Regions from separate parts of the Homo sapiens genome. Here region 1 is linked to region 2. Evidence: read pairs that join two places in POLR2A ChIA-PET (ENCODE). Cell type or tissue: HepG2. All regions are shown on one strand.

Evidence for each region. ChIA-PET counts read pairs that join two places held together with the same protein. Peaks named below come from ENCODE experiments on the same cell type or tissue, not always from the same donor. Only the 100,000 strongest peaks of a DNase experiment are listed, where the experiment ranks them.
Region 1: POLR2A ChIA-PET joins it to region 2 with 5 read pairs; 2 of 35 experiments call an interaction of 5 or more read pairs at or near these places.

What each region holds. Positions count from the first base shown.
Region 1 is chr13:44,814,376-44,816,875 of GRCh38, reverse strand. No RefSeq gene overlaps it. Among named protein-coding and RNA genes, the nearest start is that of LINC00330, 6.0 kb to the right of the region's middle. In HepG2, no CTCF peak of the experiment used is centred here; a DNase peak (open chromatin) is centred at 1,045.
Region 2 is chr13:44,509,631-44,512,130 of GRCh38, reverse strand. The region is part of intron 1 of TSC22D1 (TSC22 domain family member 1); the gene reads left to right. Among named protein-coding and RNA genes, the nearest start is that of TSC22D1-AS1, 65 kb to the left of the region's middle. In HepG2, no CTCF peak of the experiment used is centred here; no DNase peak of the experiment used is centred here.

The DNA.
Region 1 (2,500 bases), 300 kb before region 2:
AATAGCTAACACCTGGTGTGTTGCATTCCTGCAATGCTCAAAGACATTATAGAAAAAAAAAAACCACTTGTGTCCCAAGCTTTCACAAAGTAAGCTATTGCTCTGCTCTGAAAGCTGTTCTTTATTTTGTTCATGGTTTCCCCCAACCTTCCTTCAGAAGAGTTGCAGCCCTGACGGGCTCTTGGTGAAGAGATGCATCATCAACAGACGAGGCTTCTCTGGGCAGTAGATGGATACAGGTGGTCTGTTCTTCCCATTTTGAAGACAGAAAAGCTGGGACACATCATAATTTGTTTGCTTAATATGCCCCCTCACATAGAGAGGAAAGAAATTAAGGAAACGAGAGAGTAGGAATTGGAATCCAGATGCCTCAACTCCCAGACTTCCCCATGACTTCTCCAACGTAATTAACTCAGTGGCTGTCCACTGTCAATGGTGAATTTGGCTTTGGGTGTGGTGATTGAGCATGCAGCCTGTAAAGTTGAAAGGGTTTGGAGTCCTGGGCTTTCCCTGTGTTAAATTTGGCCAAGCTAACTACTCTGTGCCTCAGTTTCCTCATCTAAACCTCTTTGTATTTTAGGATCGAATGAATTATCACACGTAAAGTGTTTGGAACAGGCCTTGCCACATGTGAGGAGCTCAGTAAATGGCAGATATAGTGATACCTGTGGTTCCTGTTACGGCCGTGGTGAAGCGGAGTGGCAGTGGGATGCCTTTACTGACAGTGCCTACCTTCAGTAACTTCAAGATGTGGTGGTGGATGAAGAACACAGACGCATAAAATAATACTTAGGAGGGCACATGCGGATTAGGGCTCACAGAGTGGAAGCCAGGTGTCACCTACGCAAATGCGTTAAAAGGCCAAGTAGGCAGCTCAAGCCGGGAAGTGGAGGATGTAACAAGAAGTGGGGATTCTGAGGCCTCGAGACATGTGGGTCTGTCTACAGGCATTCCAATGCCTCGAGACGTGCAGGTCTGTCTGCAGGCATTCCAATGCATTGTGAAACTTTCTGTGGGCTGTACCGATCACATCTGAGGGCTGAGTCATGCTCAGAAGCTGCTGCAATTACTGAGATTTGAAGTGAAAAGGCAAATAGGATGGGTAAAAAAAATGAGACAATAACTGAGCAAGCCAGACTATGGCCAAAATGAAAGGTGAAGAACTCTTACCCTTTGGACCTGTGGTGCAATACCCAGGCCCCAGGGGGGACACAGGTGGGGAGCCAGAGACTGGGGATCTTATTGCCAGATTAGCTGCCCTACCCAGGAGCACCCCTTCTTCTATTTCCCCTTCCTCCCTCCCTTTTTTCTTGCCCTCTCTTCTTTCATGTCTCTTTATCTTTTCCCCCACATATATCTTCTCCTTTTTTGTCACCCTAGGCCTGGTGTGGTGCCCAGTGGTACCTAGGGACGGTGCGAAGATTCATCGGTGACACTCAACATTGGTTCAGCGATCTTATACCAGACCACGCTTTCCACATCCTCCACAATACTCATATCCGAAAGTGTTAATTCTGGAAAGAATTGTTAGCACAGAAAGGAGAAGGAGTAGCAACATACAAAACCTCAAGGAAGAATTGAAGAAAAATGGATAAAACCAGAGTGCCAACAAAGCTAAACTTCTGGCTCATCCAAGCATGGACCAGAAACTAATTCCTCAGAAACAAAAACTCATTTTCTATGTTATAAGTAATACACAAAAGAAATCATCACTTGTCCTTAGCTATTAATCCATTATATTTGGCAAAGATAACATCAAGCTTATTTCTTTCCCTTAGCTAATCTGCTAAATTTCTCTGAGTAACCCCCAAGACATTATTTGGATGAAGTTACATTATCCATAAACATTACTAAGAACCACACCCTGATCATCTGTCAGCAATATGGATCTTGACTAATTGGAAACTAAGAAGTTAAAGGAAACAAATGAGCATACCAACAGAGGAGAGAAGGAAAACTTTGCTGCAAGAAGAACCATGGAGCACACGGCTCCAAGTGTTAGTGTGAATGAGGCAGGGGAGAATGTGGGGACAGTACGGATAGATGGCTGGTCACTCTCAAGTGCAATATTAGCAATATGGCCTGTGAGTGCCACATGATCAATATGGCCAAGGGACATAAGTTTAGTATCAGAAAGACAAGAGTTTACATCTTGACCCTGTCACTGATGATCGCTGTAATCATGGATATGTTACTTTGCCTTCTTGGGCCTTTTGCTTCATTTGAAGAATGAGAGTGATAACATCACGAGGGTCATTGGTACAGAAATTCACCTACATTCAAAGGTACGCCTATCAAATATACACCTATCAAGGCATTGGTTCAGAAATTCACCTACATTCAAATGTAGGTGTGCATTGGCTGGGGCAGATAAAATCACCAATTGTTACAAAGCTTCCTCCCAATCTGGTTTTCTACTGTTGTGAGGAGCTCCCTCTTTCTCTGGGTTCAGTTGCATTCCGCTTGCACACTTTAGGAGAAAGCGCTAAGCTTGGGATAT
Region 2 (2,500 bases):
AGATGGCCAGTGGGCGTTCAAATTTGAGTTTGAAGATTGGGATACAATTCTGAAATGAAGATGTTGATGGTGGGAGCTGTCATCTTAAGTGATAATTAAAGCTGTGAGAATAAATGCGATTGCCCTGAAAATGTGTGTAGAATGAGAATGAGAAAAGCAGAAGGTTGAAGGTACAACTTTTGGGAGCATTGGCATTTAAAGGGGATGGAAGATCCTAATTCTGCCCTTTGCTTGGGTAGCTCCTGTTTATCTAAATTGCTCTCCAAGCTCTTCACTTAACCAAATATAATCAGGCCCTCCTTCAGTGTCTGAATTAAAACTTACCTTCATGAATCCATTTCTACTACTTCCTCTAAAGATTGTTTTAAAAAGCATTCATTGGTGGCAGCATTTAAAAAAAATCATAAATTCTACTTCAGAGATTCCCAGGTTTTTTGGCTTGGTTGTCTGATTCCTGATTGTTTAACAACAACAAAAAAGTGTGTGTGTGTGTGTGTGTGTGTGTGTGTGTATTTCTTTTTATTCAGAAAGCTGTCATTTAGATGGATAGGTGTTTTTGGATTGTCATATTGAACAATTACTATATGTCAATTAGTTATATGCCAGATGTTAGCGATAAATAAAACTTGGCTCCTGATCTTAGAGTACCAACAACTTAATTGAGATGATAGACAGCTGGGTGGATGTTTTATGACGTTCATAGCTTTCTTTTCCCAAATATAAGTTAGAAGTAAACTTCTTCCTTTCCCACTATTACTGTGACATGAGCTCAGCTATAGAAAAGCAGAAGAATTACAGGCAAAGGTTTTTGTTTATGTTGTTTGAAAATTTTTTTTGGTTTTTTTTTGAAACAGGTTCTCACTCTGTTGCCCAGTCTGAAGTGTAGTGGTGTGATCATGGTCACTGCAGCTGCAACCTCCCGGGCTCAAGCAATCCTCCAGCCTCTCAGCCTCCTGAGTAGCTGGGATTACAGGTGCGCACCACCATGCCCGGCTAATATTTTGTATTTTTTTGTAGAGATAGGGTTTTGCCGTGTTGCCCAGGATGGTCTCCCTGGGCTTAAGTGATCCTCCCACCTCTGCCTCCCAGAACGCTGGGATTGCAGGTGTAAACCACCACATTGGCCTGAAAATGTTTGAAATTATACTTGGTATATACAATTTTTCATAATTTTTTCACAAATTACCACGAGTTCTTCAGAAACATTGTGAGTTTCTTATAAAAAACATATGGCTGGGCTGGACATGATGGCTCGTGCCTGTAATTCCAGCACTTGGGAGGCTGAATTGGGCAGATCACCTGAGGTCAGGAGTTTGAGACCAGCCTGGTCAACATGGGGAAACCCTGTCTGTACCAAAAAATATACAAAAATTAGCTGGGTGTGGTGGTGCATTCCTGTAGTTCCAGCTACTCAGGAGGCTGAGGCAGGAGAATCCCTTGAACCTGGGAGGTGGAGGTTGTAGTGAGCCGAGATCATGCCACTTCACTCCAGCCTGGGCAACAGAGAGAACTTGTCTCCAAACAAAACAAAACAAAACAAAACATATGGCTGTACCAGAGCTTTATTCTTATTGCCTGATGTTCATTTCATTTTCTACTATATTTATAAATAGTGCTGTGAAGAACATTCATATTTGTGCATTAATCTTTTTAGACACTTAGGATTATTTCGTTAGAGTTAATTCACAGAAGTGCAATTGCAGGGCCGAAGAGTATGAACATTTTTTGTTTTTTTTTTGAGACGGAGTTTCACTCTTGTTGCTCCTGCTGGAGTGCACTGGCGCAATCTTGGTTCACTGCAACCCCCGCCTCGCAGGTTCAAGTGATTCTCCTGCCTCAGCCTCCTGAGTAGCTGGGATTATAGGCATGCGCCACCACGCCCGGCTAATTTTGTATTTTTTTTTTTTTTTTAGTAGACAGGGTTTCTCCATGTTGGTCAGGCTGGTCTCGATCTCCCGACCTCAGGTGATCCACCCGCCTCAGCCTCCCAGAGTGCTAGGATTACAGGTGTGAGCCACCGTGCCTAGCGGAGTATAAACATTTTTAAGACTCCTAATATATGCTGACAAGTTCCTTTTCCAAAGGGCCTTGACTATAGCTTCACTAGCAAAGTACATGAGAACTCATTTTCCTTGCCCAGGTTATTTTTTTTTTTTAGCTTTTTTTTTTTTTTTTTTTTTGCTTATTTTCTAGTTTGACAGGTGAAAATAATATCTTGTTTTAATAATGTAAGTTTATTAGTGAAGCTAAACATGTTAAAAATATATTTCTTTCAACTGTCTCTTTTTTCTGTTAGTGAACCATTACATATTCTTACTGCATCTTCAATTTAATAGATTTAGAAGGTATCTTTCTTAGCTTTTATGTTTTTTCATGGTGAAAAATTGTCTTACAGATCTGTTGAAACTTTCCTATTCCTTGAAAAAAAACCTGGTAAAATACACATAATATAAAATTCACCATCTTAACCATTTTTAAGTGTATAAAATAATGGATGGAG